2 separate regions of the Mus musculus genome follow, and region 1 is linked to region 2. The links are chromatin loops, found by intact Hi-C in ENCODE. Cell type or tissue: heart. All regions are shown on one strand.

Evidence for each region. A loop is a pair of places that touch in the nucleus more often than their neighbours do. Peaks named below come from ENCODE experiments on the same cell type or tissue, not always from the same donor. Only the 100,000 strongest peaks of a DNase experiment are listed, where the experiment ranks them.
Region 1: it touches region 2 in a loop (2.1-fold over the local background); 3 of 42 quality-filtered maps call a loop at or near these places.

Annotation. Positions count from the first base shown.
Region 1 is chr13:117,851,044-117,859,043 of GRCm38, reverse strand. The region is part of intron 3 of Hcn1 (hyperpolarization activated cyclic nucleotide gated potassium channel 1); the gene reads right to left. Among named protein-coding and RNA genes, the nearest start is that of Gm3474, 100 kb to the left of the region's middle. In heart, no CTCF peak of the experiment used is centred here; no DNase peak of the experiment used is centred here; H3K27ac peaks cover 527 bases.
Region 2 is chr13:117,703,286-117,711,285 of GRCm38, reverse strand. All of the region lies in intron 2 of Hcn1 (hyperpolarization activated cyclic nucleotide gated potassium channel 1), which reads right to left. It overlaps 4933413L06Rik (RIKEN cDNA 4933413L06 gene), which reads left to right. Exons shown (of 5, transcript NR_045508.1): 4 at 1,422-1,615; 5 at 4,151-4,522. Among named protein-coding and RNA genes, the nearest start is that of 4933413L06Rik, 13 kb to the left of the region's middle. In heart, a CTCF peak has its summit at 3,805; a DNase peak (open chromatin) is centred at 3,725; H3K27ac peaks cover 555 bases.

The sequences.
Region 1 (8,000 bases), 150 kb before region 2:
TGATAATTGCAGTCCAAGTCAAATTATTATTAGTTCATACCTGGGAGAAACAGTATGTCACACAATGTCACCTTTACTACCCAGTGTTGCCATAATGTCATCAGTCCTTAGCACTAATTCATGATATCAGCATTTAACAAAATTGAAATTGTGTAGGAAACACTTGTCTTTTGCAAAAATCATATCAATCTCAGGATTAAGTGATCATTCTAACAGCTGTGTAATAATTATATAAATAACCAACCACACATATTAGTAAGATCTAGAGTGTGAAGGAATCACCTTAAATTGCATAAACATAGACAAAGCCTTCAGCAACAAGTAATTTCAAGTTGCTATATTGCTTATGCAATCTAAGAGATAAGCCTGGGGAATACTCTGCCGTGTAAGGTGGTGAGAAAAGACAGGAGGATTGAGCACTCAGCTATTTTTAGAAGCCTAACTCTCAACTTAAAACTCTTACCCTGTGCTCAGTGTGTTCTGTGTATTCTTAGCAGGTAATGCATCTGTTTCAGCGTCCCTTCGGGGATAATCTGTTTTGACATTTAAATCCACATAAGCTTTATACAAATGTAATATTTATAATTTACAGAATCCTTGATCAGATCCCATGAACAATTACACAGAAAATTTAAACACCAAATAATACTTAGAAGAGGCAGAATATATTTTGTTAAATTAATAAAATAATACTATAGATATTTATCTCTCTCCCTCTCTCTGTCTCTCTCTGTCTCTTTGTCTCTCTGTCTCTGTCTCTCTCTTGTGTGCTTGCATACATGTGTGTGTATGTGTGTGTGAGTGTGTGTGTCTATGAGAGAAAGAGTAATAAGAAGAGTAGGTAGAAGGAGGAAGGAGAGAGAGAGAGGTTCTTTATAAAATATTTAAAGTTCAATCTAGATTCTTCCAGGTACACCCTTGCATACTCATGGAAACTTATCTGGAAATGTGTAGCAAATAAGTACAGAAAGAAGGATACTTAAAACAAAATATGTGTCCTTAAAAAACAAAAAACAAAAAACGACTTACTGCTTTTGATTCTACAAGCATACCAAGCTGGGAAGATGTCGATTCACGCACAGTTCCCATTGTCAATGAGCTCCTTTAGATTCTCAAAAATAAGAATGAAAGTACATGGGCAAATGTTCGACTTGACATATGGCATTAATAACCCAAGAAAATAACGTGAAGCTGCTTCCCACTGAATGCCAGGCTCGGTCTCTTGAAATCATCATAAGGAAGGCAATTTACTTGCTTTCTTGTTAGAGAAAGAAACTACCCATTTTTTTTTTACTTTAAAGAAATAATTATTTTCACAGAAGTTCTGATGAAAAAAAAACCAGCACACATAAGACAACTCAACTAATATTATCTTTCATTGATTAGTCATTGTTTTTCACGAATCTTATCAAATGATCCCAGAAGTTGATCCTCGAATCCTCCTATGGAATTGTTTGCTTCCAATTCTACTATTGCCATACCCAGTACCCTCTATTTTAGGAATAAGGAACGACAACCAGCATTTCCTGAGGCAGGCATTTACTTAGTACACTTTATGTGGAAGACTGAACTAAAAATGAAACACAATGCCAATTTTGATGGTTAGTAAGTTTACATTAAAGGACACACAGATTACACATATATCATGTCTTAGTACCTCAGTATAGAAGGAAATACCACTGACGATTCCACACACTGTTGTTGACTGCCTTAATAATTAACAGCATGCATTTCTCAGTCCAATGCAGTCAGGGAAAGAAGAAAACATGCAAACTTAAATTTTTTCTCCTGTACTTTGCTTTCATGATTTTCTCAAGTTACTTATCAAATGCTTTAATTGTTCTAATGATTCAATAGTCATCCTACACGTGTCCCTAAGTACTATAGAACTAGATTCACATTTGAGTGTATGCATAGATCCACCTCAGGCTGGTCTAGAGGAGATTCAGTGTAATGAGATCCCTTATGACCAACAAACATCTTTTCCTCACACTGAGGAAAACCATGGAAGGAAAGTACTCTCCCATGGGAGAATGAGACAAAGAATAGCTCATAATAATCTTCCACACTATGTTATAAAGGACTCAAAATTATCTCTACTAATTCTCTTTCATTCAGACAGGGAAGACATTACCATGAATGATAATGTCTTTGGAAGACCATCCTTGAGACATCTGTACATTAGCATGAAGTCAGCATCCAAATGCTTTCATGTTCCAGAAGTTTCACAGTTGGCTCCAACTGTGTCAACAACAAGGATGTCCACATCCTTGTTGGATACAATTATAAATACCAATCTGAAAATACTCCAGTCTGTTTCATGTTTTTTTTTTCAACATTATTGGAGAATTAATTGTATAATCTGAATGTGTAAATTAAGTTAAAATTTTTAGGCAGGTAGCTTTCAGAGAAATAAGAAGCAAGAGAGTATTAGGTACATGGATACAAACACAAGATAGATAGAAAAACACAAGGAACATCCTAGCTGTTATTCTTTATAGGGAAAAATAAATGGCATAGAATTGAAAGTAAAGATCTGATTTATTTAGAAGAAAGGTGGAACTAAAGCTCTGTGAATATCTCAGAGTTGATTTGGGAGGTTGCAGTTGGTATGGGATGACATTGGCTTGTCTTATTTTATCACTGGAAATATAATGTACAGTTAAAATAGTACATAGCTCAGAAAGTTGTTTCCCCTCTGTACTTTAGGGCAAGTTTGTTTTTTTTAATTAGGTATTTTCATCATTTACATTTCCAATGCTATCCCAAAAGTCCCCCATACCCTCCCCCCCCACTCCCCTACCCACCCACTCCCACTTTTTGGCCCTAGCGTTCCCCTGTACTGGGGCATATAAAGTTTGCAAGTCCGATGGGCCTCTCCTTCCAGTGATGGCCGACTAAGGCCATCTTTTGATACATATGCAGCTAGAGACAAGAGCTCCGGGGTACTGGTTAGTTCATAATGTTGTTCCACCTATAGGGTTGCAGATCCCTCTAGCTCCTCCATTGGGAGCCCTGTGATCCATCCAATAGCTGACTGTGAGCATCCACTTATGTGTTTGCTAGGCCCCGGCATAGTCTCACAAGGGACAGCTATATCAGGGTCCTATCATCACAATCTTGCTAGTGTATGCAATGGTATCAGCGTTTGGAGGCTGATTTAATAGAAAAAGGTAATAGAAAGTTTGATTCAAGATGGAAAATTGAGTGGGCATGGTTCCATCTTGAGAATAGTAGCATTATTTGGAAACATAGAGTTGAAATGACTGCTGTCATGAGAGTATAAATGAGGTATTGCTAGCATTATTGTCATTAATGCTGCACAATAACATCAGATTAGTCTTCTTCTGGCATATACTATTATAAATGCAAATGCAAAGATACTCAGGTCTGTTTCAGAGGCATATTTGGTTTGTGTGTGTGTGTGTGTGTGTGTGTGTGTGTGTGTGTGTGTCTGTGTCTGTGTCTGTGTGTCTATCTGTGTGTGTGTTTGGTTGTTTTTTGGGGGAGTTGTTTGTTTGTTTATTTTTTAACCAACACCATTGAGGAATTAATTGTATAATGTGATTGTGTGAATTATGGAAAATGTAGATAGATAACTTTCATTGAAATAATAAAGAATAGAATATTAGGTATTTAAGATGGCACCTCTAATTATACACATAACAGGGATAGGAATTTTGTTATGATAGTGTTTTACAAGATAGCATTATTAGAAAGGAAAATAGTATGGTATTTCTAGAAAAAAATTTGCAAACCAACTGAAGCATTTTCAAAATAATAAATTTTTCAATTAAATTTTCATAGAACTGATTTATGATATAGTGCCTTTTTCAGAAAGCACAGTGACTAGCAGAAACTCTATACACCTAAAGCAAGAGATTTGAAATAATATTAAACTAGGAATCGCATATCTCAACTACTTCCTAAACTTAAGAAAAATAAATACATATCTGAGTCTTATATTGACCTCGAATGTTAGTTCATAAATTGGACTTTTAGAAAAAAAAGAAGTTCCTGAAAAATATTAATGGCCAGTTTGCTATTATTACCTCAGTATAATATTACATTGAAAGCTATCAGAGAAGCTATGACATATTCTTCTCTGAGCAAATGGAATTTCATAGAGTCTTAGTGAAATAGTCCCATAGAGTCTTAGTTAAACCTGAGAATGTTATAAAATATCTTGCTCTCATCAAACAGTTATTTGTTAATCTTTCCTTCTTCATCCCCTTTTCTCATAAACAACAAAATATAAAAAATTGTTTTACTCTCAATCACATAGGTAAACAGAGTTGAATAAGAATCACAAAAATAAAAGTGCTCATTCTCTTGGCCTTTAATCCAGTCTATTTGTCTGCTCAGCTTTAGCTGGGCCTCCCAGACTTTATCCAAACTGAACTTACAGGTCCAAAGCCTCCCAGCAGTAAAACTTACTTCCTCCAAATCTCCAACTGTGTTTGATCTCATTGGATTGGCTATCTGTTGTATTTCCTGTGTTTCTACTGGATGAATCCTAGTGTTCTAAATTAAATATGATGAGCTTTCATTTACCAGCCAAACACCAAATAGTTAGCAGGTTGAAAAATGAGCATTTGCATACAGTAACCAATAAAAGGATCATAGATAACAATTAAAGAAGTTTCTTATCTTATTTCTTTGTCATGCACAGAAATTGTCCAGGCTAAAGCTCCAGGCCATCTTACATTATCAATTAAGTAAGACATGTTTCTGCTCCCTTCTATAGTCATGAGTTAGTAGTATGACACGACTTGGGATGATAAATAACAACCATGCTTGTCTTTTAATCATGGACCAAACAACTATAAGGTGATGTATTTTCCTTCCACACTAATGCTGAAACTAAATTACATCTCTTTCATCACGTCTACCAAACAACTAGATACCATTTTGTCATATGTGGTAGATGGTGGCTAAAACCAAATCTACCCATTTTCTCATTCACCCTCCCTATATTCTAATTCTCCTCTTTACTTGTGGAGTTGTAGGTGTCATTAGTTGCTTTGTTTTTGAATAGTAGAATATAGTTTTCCCTCCACATTACCTCATTTTCTTTCTTTTTCCTTGGATTACTACAATTTTTTTGACCAACTATAGTAATATACAATCTTCATTTTTTTCTCTTATTTTTGAGATTATATTTTTGTCCTTCCTTTTCCTTCCTCAAAACATTCCTATATAATCCTCGCTGCTCCCTTTCCAATGCATGGCCTCTATCTTCATTAATTATTATATGCATATATGTATATGTATATGTATATGAATACACACACACACTTATTCCTACATATAATCTGCTCAGTCTGTATAATGTTACTGAATGTATGTTTTGAGGGCTGACTATTTGGTATTGGATAACCAACTGCCGTGGTCTTCCTAGCAGTTGGTTATTTGCTTTGTGTAGGGTTGTAGGGATGTTTGGTAGATGTGTCCATTGGGAGTATGCTTCACAACTCTGTATTTTTTAAGGTTGTCATTTTCTGTAATGATTTCACTCTGTTGAGAAGAGAGATTTCTCCCTTCATTTTAACTCCTTTTCTAGTCCATTCTCTGTTTTAAACATAACCTTGTTATTGATTCTCTGGGAGTTTCAAATCACGTACCTGGATCATAGTCACTTCCCAGTCTTTCCATGTCCACCACCCTTTGTGACCTCCCTCTCAAAAAAGTAAAAACAAAAATAGAACTTAAAAAATGTCCAATTTGTGTCATCTAGGTACTCAATGGAGCATGGTCAAACTCTCAGTGGCCCTATTAGAACTGAGTCCTTCTCCTTCTGCACATCCACCAGAAGCCATCAATTGTAAAGAGCTACTTTTAGCATCCCATCACACTTTTAAGAGTTCTCTTTTCTGGCTTCCTGCCTAGACTGTTATTTTTGGGGAGAGGGGTGCCGGGGGAGGGATTGTCACAGAAGCCTTCCATGTCTCTCCTCAATTGTGTATCTACAGTCATCATATCACCGCAAAAAGAGCCTCCTGGCTCTTCGCAGTCAGCTGAAGTGTGGAGCATGGTCCTCCAAATGGTTCCTGGCTACAGCAAAGACCAGAAAATACAAGCCCCTGCTGCAGCTGGATTAAAGAACATGACAAAGTCCTCAGAGGCTGCCCAGACCACAGACATCACCACAGCTTCAGGTGGCAGCGATCAACACTATCCCCTCCTGCACAGTCCACAGATATTAATGTGGTTTCAGGCTATTGCACAACCTGAAAGGCCTTCAGTGTGCAGGCCAGCCCAGCTGGCTTTTGAGCCATGTGCCCACCCTAAAGAATATTCTTTGCATCCATCAGAAGCAGCCAATGTTATCAATTCCAGTTCAAAGTTATATCATGGTTTCAAGTCAAACTTTCCATGAAAATCACAAGGAGCTGGCAGTAACTATCCCTTGCCTCTGTATTCATAAACACTAAAGTTCACCCTCCAAGAACATAAGCCTGCTCTGTCACACTGAACTACTTCCTGCTTCCTTAGCAGTTGATTCAACACCCACACTTTTTACAAGACGTTTTCTCTGACTTAATACGCTTTCTGGTTTTGCTCTTTTTCTGGCTTCTACTACTCTTTCAAGATGTAAGTCAACATGGATAGTTATCTTGATACCCCGCCTAACAGTCTGTTCCAGTTTTTAATCTCTACGGCAACCAGAAATTATGTTCACTTTTCATTTGTCATATGTCACCTTTATAATATCCATTTGCTTTTCCAGTATAAATAAAATCACCATGACAGGGCCCACATAATAAACATCTCTATAACAGTTATTGAAACCAATGGACTCGAGTGATGAGAGTTAAGTATCTAAATAACATGCACACTCATTCTTCTCTATGGTATTACTCTAGCTAGACTGAATTGCGTTGTGAGCTGGAACTCTGCTGAGCCACAAAGAAAGGCAGGATTTCTCATTAAGGATTCAGAATATTTTCCCTGTGATTGAAATGTGAACTTTAAAGTTATTGAAATTAAACAGATGTCCTCAGCAGTTTGATCAACTGTTCTGCCAATTAATATCTGTATAGCAGATGTCATAAACAATTCAGCATACATTTAAATACTGATATAAAATTGAAGTAATATGTAACATTTCCATTTTTTTAGATATTCATTTTCTCGTGAATGATTTATTAAGAGTCCATATCATTGGCTATATTTTCCAACATTACTTTCAAACATCTTTCTCCTTATTTGATTGGCTCTCAGGAGGAAGACAAACATCCTTTCATAATGAGATCCTGTTTTTGGACCCAAAGTTCAGAGCTAAATTTGGAAGCACCATTAATAAGTCAGATACTATCATTTCCATATTTTCTTCACAAAACAAGGGTGGAATGCATGCCTGGTGTATATAAATTGCCCTTAAACAAAGATCTTTGAAACTGTTAGTAAAAAATATGGTCTGTTATGCAGATGTAAAAGTGTCATTAGCCTAGCAAAAATGTTGATTATTGTGATGATTATCAGATGATCATGCTGATAACAGAATGATAGACAATATGTACATAAAAAGCCAGATTGCCTGCATATTATTGTTATTTCACATAGTGCCTTTGACTTATATAGTACAAATAAAAGCAAGTAAGAAATCCTTTTTCCTTTCAGAACATAATTAATCAGATAAAATTGCTCTCAATTATCTCCTTTTTTTTTCAAGGCAGAGAATAAAACACAGAAGTCTTTCCATATGAGAAAACAGAGGCAGTGTTTGTGACAAGTTGATCCTTAAACTTGTTCTTTCCCTTTCCAATCCTCATGCTTCCAACAAAGTTAAGAAAGCACAAGACAGTACAAATGCTTGAAACTTTTCTCTATGTATATCTTATATCATCTTATAGGATAATTTAGAATTTTTCTTGGCTTCCCAGACTAACCCCATATATATGGACAAGATAAGAATATTATAGATTAAACTTTAAGGATGCTTTCCAGAAATCCTGACATACTTCAGAGCTCGTGTCTCTAGCTGCATATGTAGCAGA
Region 2 (8,000 bases):
ATTTGAGGATACAGGATCCCACAGCCTGGGAGCACATGCCAGGCAGTGATTATGTTATCTTACCTCAGAATTAAATATCACTTGATTTTAGATTCAAGATCAACAGTAAGCTATCTGAAACTTTTTGATCCAAAAGGCAGCACAAATTGTTTCTTCCCTGGAGCTATGAGGGAAAAAAAGAAATTTCACCCAGCCAGCCTTCTCTAGTGTGTTCCTAACTGTATTCCAATGTTTCCAGGAAGTACTAGATAAGAGTGGGAGGTGGTGATACAAACATACAGTGTCACTCTGTCTGGAAGCCAATTTTAGAGACTGCCTGACTTCTGAGTCATAATAGTTCATCAGAACTTGAGCATTTACTTTGTCCAGACAACATTCTGAATGGTTTACAAATGTCAATACTTTTAATTCTTATGTAATGCCACCAAACTGATGCTATTAGTATCTTAATGTCCAATAGGAGAAAATGGAGGACAGAGAAACGAATGAACTTGACCAAAATAAAATGGCTGACACAGAACAGGCTTGGGTTTGAACCATGTAATTGTGCTCCAGAGTGAGAGGAAATATGCACAAGACACTTTCATTATATTGAAATGAGAAGAAAGTAATAGGTTAAATTAAGAGGAGTATGTGAATATCATATTCTTGGAACTCTGTGGTTTTTAACCCCCTGGATTAGAAAAAATAAATTTAATCTATGAGCACAGCCATAATTATAATTGTAAGATAGTCTCTACTCAAGACAGTCTTTCAAACATAAAATTTTCTAAACCTAACTTTAGATATATGTCCATGAAGGCCAGGGTAACTGTTCAACACTCACAAAATTGATCAATTAATAGAGATATAAAATGTGAAGAAATAGAATTTAAGACTTGAGTATGCCTTTGAAATTTTAGCCAAACTATTAGTTTAAAAAATGAAAACTAAAAAAAAAATAATTTTGTGAAAGGCCAAATGAATTGCTAGTAGTTGAAAGAAATAAACATTTTTTTCTTTTTTTTTAAGATTTATTTATTTATTTTATGTAAGTACACTGTAGCTGTCCTCAGATACTCCAGAAGAGGGCATCAGATTTCGTTATGGATGGTTGTGAGCCACCATGTGGTTGCTGGGATTTGAACTTGGGACCTTTGGAAGAGCAGTTGGCGCTCTTAACCACGGAGCCATCTCGCCAGCCCCCAACATTTTTTTTCTTAATGCCAAACAATAAATATTGTAAAACTTTCCTTTATGACAAACAAACTGTAAATACAGTCCTCTTCACACTTTAGGTAAAATGTTCAGCAGTTCCTGCCCACTAAACACGAGCCAAAAAACTCATTTCTTGGAATATGATGGAACGCCTCTTAAAGGTAATACTAGTTGAGAGAACTCAATGCTGGCAAGTCCTATGACGCCCTTGTTTGCTTTTGCAGATGTGAGAGAGCCATAAGCAAAGACAAGTCTGGCTTGAGTAGAAGTCTGTATCATTCACTGAAGAAAGGAGTAAATGACTGAGGAAGATCATGTCACCCATTGGCATCCACATGTATCTGAAAAGAAGTCCATGTGCCCCTCCCTGCATGCATGTGAAAACGTACATGCATGCGCAACACAGATGCAGAATGAGGTGAATTTCATATCACTTTGGCCAAGGATTGTTCACATTCCAAATATAAAATAGTTTTAGAATACTTATTTTCACATAAATTATTACATCTCAAATGCAGCATATGTTCACTCTGGGATAGCATTGTCTACCGAGGAGCACCATGACAAGAGATCTTGGCTCCCACCTCAACGTGCCAATGACCTAATCCTTCTCTGAACTTCTGGTTGTGACTGTGGTAGTGATACTGATACCATTGATGAACAGGAATTTCTTCGCAAACTTTTTTCTTTTGACTAGATTTTACTCAGTTTTGTATAATCAGTTCAGGGCTCACCCCTTCAAGAAATACCCACACTATCTGCCTTGCATGTCACATTATCATTTAACACATCATTCCAGCCTCAAGCCTATGCTTTTAGCCATCACTAAATATGGATTAAGGGATGGTTAACGCCTGCATGTTCACCAGTCACTGCACATTCTGAACTGTCCTGGTGTTATCTCATTTGTCTCATACTTGGTAATGATGTTTTCACTGTAAGATTTTTGGCAAGCTTCAAGACCTGTATGTATGAAGAGTTAGAACATTTTATTGTGTTTCAAGGTTGAAGAAATGCAGGATTGTGTGAAGGTAAAGACAGTAAAATTGTCAGGAGAACTTGTTTCAGGATGCAAAAAAAAAAAAAAAAAAAAACCCAAGTATTTAAAATGTGTTATTTGTAGCTAGATTTGGTTTTAATTTGTTTTTCATATGGATGTCAAGGTTGTGAAAATAACTTTTCACCATTGCAATATATTTACTGTTTTGTGAAAACTCTACTGGGTAAACTTTCCTGTATCTCTATGTGTGTGGATTCCTAAGTCTGTGTGTGTCCCATTCATCTGTCTCCTTATTTTTTATACCTGCAGAATCTAGATTACTAAACCATGGTAGATTTTGACATCGGACCATATCAGTTATTAAAGTTAAAAATTCTGCAGTTATTTGAATATCTATTGAAAATAAACTGAGATTAAATGAATCTTAGATGTAAGTATAAGAGAATGAAGAAGGTGGTAAATACAATTGAGGAAAGAACACAATGGAAGGGAATATTTTCCACGCATTTTGATATTATCATAATTTATTAGTTTTCAAAGGGACCATAAATATCTTATAGAAAAAATAATATCATCTACTAATTAGGCATTGATTCTCAATTAAAACATAAATTATTATGTTACATTTCAATGCTCTTTAGTAAGTTTTATTACATTCTATTAAATGTTGTAATTCAAAATATTCTACTTACTTGGGCATAGATATTTCTGGGGTAGACTTGTAACTTGGAGTGGTTTAGTTCCTCTATAACATCTTAACTAGCATGAGAAAATGCACAACTACATTGAAATATGTATGTATATATAATGTATATGTATGTATGTATGTATGTATGTATGTATGTATGTATGTATGTGCATACATTGGGTAATCTACAATGCTACCCAAATCTATTAATAATAGGGATTTAAAACAACCTAGATAATGTCAATGTAATCATAAGTGGGAACAAAAAGATTTGGAAGTAGAAAAAAGTGTTTTATTGCCTACTTAGATACCTTCACTAGAAAATAAATAATGGAGAATATCATTTGCTTCACTTTGAATCACAGGCCTAATTTTCACTTTGTATATTTTACTCAAAGTATTTGCCCATTCATGTACCTTAATATTGTCATTTTAAAATACAATTTAATAAAATCATTAGTTATTTAACCTTAAAAATGCATAACTAATTTGAAAATAACATGCCTTCACCCACATCAAGTTCTTGCATTGTCAAGAAGACATGTTTTACCTATTCCTAATTGTTTTCAGAATGCTGACATTAATAGTCCTCATAGACAGACACATGCAAACAGCTAAAGCCAGGGACAGATGGACAAAGACAGAGGCACTCCCTACCACACATGCACACACACACACACACACACACACACACACACACACACACACACACACACACACTACAGAGGACACAGTGTGTGACATTCATACGAAGAACCTGCAAGCTTTCCCATCACAACAGCACTTATCCCTGATGGTGAGCCATATTTAGCAAGACAGGAAAGCTGGGAAATGTCTGAAACACCTGGGCAGACTTCCAATGGGAATACCCGCCCACTTAGCAGAGACAGGGAACCTCATTTAACCTCACTACTGCCAACTGGATGATATGGGTGAGCAAGAGAATCTGTTCTCAGGCTTTCCAGTCTCTATGGTGGGGAAGCAACTTCAGCGATTATCCCCTACTTTCCAGTAATTCGGTGTATTGCTGCTCTTCTCTGGACCTGGTACAGAGACATCAGAAAGCTCATTAACACTTGCAGACCTCTTAGGAGACCCTTAAGAGTGTTTCAGTGGCAATTTACTAAATGGTTTCCCGTAGCGAGATGAAAGTGCTATCTATCAGACCACCCAAGTGCCTCAAAGTCCTAGAGCTCAGAGGCGAAAAGTGACCTCTCTTTGCTCTGGTATAACGATAACAACTGTTATTCTTCTCTGCTTTTCAGTTTCTAGTATTGCATCAAGCTATTGGACTATGATTAGCTGCGATGTTAATTTCGGGTAAAGTGATGCTTCTGCATCATCTTCCTCAGAAGAAAGAATGATCAGTTGTACTGCACTGGTGATGACCAATGGATAGAGCATCCGCAGCCTGTTTCCCAGTCATCTACTGAACAGGAAGAGTGCTGGGTGTAGTCATGTCTCATCAAATCCTATAGTTTAGTTTTCTTAATGGAATTGTAGTTTCACTGAAATGTAAACTGAAGAGCTGCTCAGGACAGTTTATGAACATCTTAGTTGACTAAGTTTCACTTTGGACAATGCCACCAAAAGAGCATTCTAGATGTTCATAAATAAATAAAGATAAATAGATCCATTTTCCACGCATAAGATTCTCTACTCCTCCAAACCACAATTCTATTGCAACACTCAGCTGTTCTCTCAACTATAAATAGCAGATCTCTCCTTAAGTGCTCCCAGTCTTATGTTAGCCCAACCAAGTTCACCATTTTCCTCACCCTGGAATATTTCCTGGATGCCACTCTCACTGCCTTCTATTTTAACAAAGAAACAGAAACTATATAGGAAGCAGAATAAGAGTACATGGACTGGAGGAGAGTGGTCTATAACATAACGGAATTAAAATGTCTATTAGTCATCTGAAATTGATCTCTGGGCAGAAGTGGAAGTGAAATAAACATGTAGATGTCTTGGTTATTAGAGTTGTGGATGTGTAATGAGTTAGGCCAGGGAAAGCAATGAGAAACAGGTAATAGAGGGAAAAAAACGTGATTATTTTTCCGCTAATAAAGACCACTTGATGTAGAAATGTGAGTGAATCCGAACTTCTAAAACCTAAAACCCTGATGCCTTCTAACATTCAAGCTGTCAGGACCAGTCATGCACATGGACAAATGCAGCCTTCAGCACTGTATAATTGTGCCCAGGGGCTTCACTGGGAAGCTGGCCAATTTCACAGGGTAATCACACTGATTTATAGGTTAAGAATTAAGTGCCCAAGAACCCTGTAGAGTCTCAATTGCTTTGTCCAATTTTGTTAAAATATGTTTTCACTTTTGGTTATTCCATATTAAAACCTCAGTAAAACATTGCATGCTTCTTGAGATACACTTAAGGTGTAAATTAGTGGAATAAACATAACTTTGAAACCCCAAGTCAAGCATTCTTTTCTGTTTATATGTCTTAAGAATTTTATTAATTTATAGCTTTTATTTGCCTTTATGTGAGACAAAAGGAGCCAATCAGTCTGTTATTATTATTTTAACTTTCTTTGTTTCTTTCTTTCTTATTATTGAGATGACATCATGTGGTATTGGCAGGCTTCTACCACACTATGAAGCTAAGAATGTTAGGATTATAGATATGCACTATTTTGTTACATTTTATGAAGTGCTTGGCCCAGGGTTTCTTTCATGCATGTTAGGCAAGCTCACTACTAGCTGAACTCTGTGTTTAACATCTTTTGGACAATAGTAATCTTTGTCTCTTGAAGTTACTTAAATATTTGAATGAGGCAGTACCTGAGAAGAAACTAGAACATAGAGATGATCAAAGGAGTTATTTCAGGCATGGTGGGTGACTTATGCCTATGATTCTAGCATTCCAGAGCTGATAGGAGAGAATGTCTATAAGGTGAAAGCAAGTTTGAGTTACCCGATAAGTTCCAGAGCACCCTCAGCTACAGAATCAGAGAAAATTATTTTATAAATGTATCCTCCATACTAACTACATGCAAAGGCAGTACCTAATACCAGACTTTATTGTATAAAGAGATTTAATCTGATTTTTTCAGTTCAAAATAAACCCAGCTAACTAACAGGAGAAGCTCAGATAAATACTCTGTACAAATAGCCATGCAGAGAACATGTATATGGCCAGCAGGAAGGTTGCTTTGTTTCTCAGAGCAAGAGAGGAGAACCTGACTATACTAGACGAGACTGCGTTTTCTCCCAGATTGCCAGGTGGGGACAGTTTTGAAATACTTAACCCTATGTGGCATGAGGCTGCCGTGACTAAGAAATGATGCACAAAGTTCCGCGTAGGTTATGCGTTTTTCCCCCACAGAAGATAGTCCATAATTTACATCAGAATTATATACTGTAGGGAAAGTTGCTGACTGGATGAACAAAATTAAAATAGACACAGAACTCTCGCATCATCTGAATTAAATTTAGAAAAGAATTTCAAAGGAGATGAGAAAGCTTGGGGAAAAAAATTGAGTGTCTGATGTTTCTCCCAAATTAGAAACAAAAACTAATGTTTCCATTTGCATGGGTGCTAGTTTGTTTTTGTTTTGTTTTGCTTTTTGTTTGTTTGTTTGTTTTTTGTTTGTTTTTGGTTAACCTAAAAAAGTTTGGGAGTTCAACCTGACAAACTAAGGGTGGGAACAATAAGCCCAGCCCCAGCCCTGTCGTTGAGGCCAAGACTAATTCACAGGCTGTTTCTATGCAGATGGTGCCATGCAGTGGTGCATTATCTGAGGAAATAGAGATTAACATTAGGAATTAAAAAAAAAAATCAAGCAGCTTCAAATGCCTATAATGCCTATCGTGTCAGAAAGTTCTTAGTCCAAAATCTTAGTGAGGTCACTGAGTTTTGCTGGTAGGTAACTGGGTAAAGGGTTTGTGGTATTTTAGAGTCTGATGACCAAGGTCATGAGTAAGTAGCTTGGCCGTTTGTTAATCCTTCAGGCAAGTCACACAATCCTTTTCTTTTTTCTCCCCCAACTTTGGAACATTTTAATCAGACTCCATCATAGATGCTAACATGAAAAATTCTTTGCTCTCTCTCATCAATGTCATTCAGGGACAATATACTCACCAGACACAATAACGACTTGAAAGTAACAATTTGTCTAGGTTTTCTTACAATTCAGCAGCTCCGGGCATATATAATAACTAGTCATTATATATTAACTAACTCCACAAAAATAGTAACAGTCTTAGGCACAATATCACAGATTCACCCTTCCCTCCTTTCTATTTTCTTCTTTCTACCTCTAGTATCCTGAAGCAACAACAGTTGACCATGCATGAGTCAGTGCTAGGCCCTCTGCATAAGTGCTGTGGTTGTTTCGATGAGGTTTTTGTTGCTTTCCTAAGACTGATAGCATGGATGTCTGTGACTCTTTGGCTTGCTCATGGGACCCTTTTCCTCCTGCTGGATTGCCTCATCCAGTCTTAATACCAGGGTTTATGTTTTGTTGTAGTACATCTTGTTATGGCATGTTTGAGTGATATTTATGGGAGGCCTGCCCATTTTTGAAGGGAATCAGAGGAGCCTTGACTTTTGAAGGAGAGGGAATGTGGAGACCCAGAAGAGGGGAAAAAAGGGAGGCTGTGATCAGAATGCATTTTATGAGAGAGGAATAAAGGAAAAGGCAAGAGTCAGAGAGACCCATAAGTAATCAGGGTGTTAAGAACATTTCTTAAAAGATTATTTATACTTGATATGATACAAAGGGCTAAATTTCATTGATCTTCTATTTTTGCCCCTGAAAAAAAAAAAGCTTGGTGCTTATTAGAGTAATTTGAAACAAGAAGCTATGTAAATAAAAATTAAACTCTTCAAGAGTACATAGGAAATGGGTACAATGTTAGAAGAGATTCATTTTTTCTATTTTTGTTTTCTTAGTTTTAACTAATGAGAAAGAAAAGTTACAAACTGAGTACGCCTCTGCAGTGTAAGTAGTGGATGACTATTCACACTGGCTAGTCTACTTTGGGCTTTGGGTAATGGAAAGCATATCTGTATTCTGATTTGCCTTATCATAATGAATATATTTTTCTTCTATTATTTAGAATAAAGATATCCAAAGAAGAATTTCACCCTCAT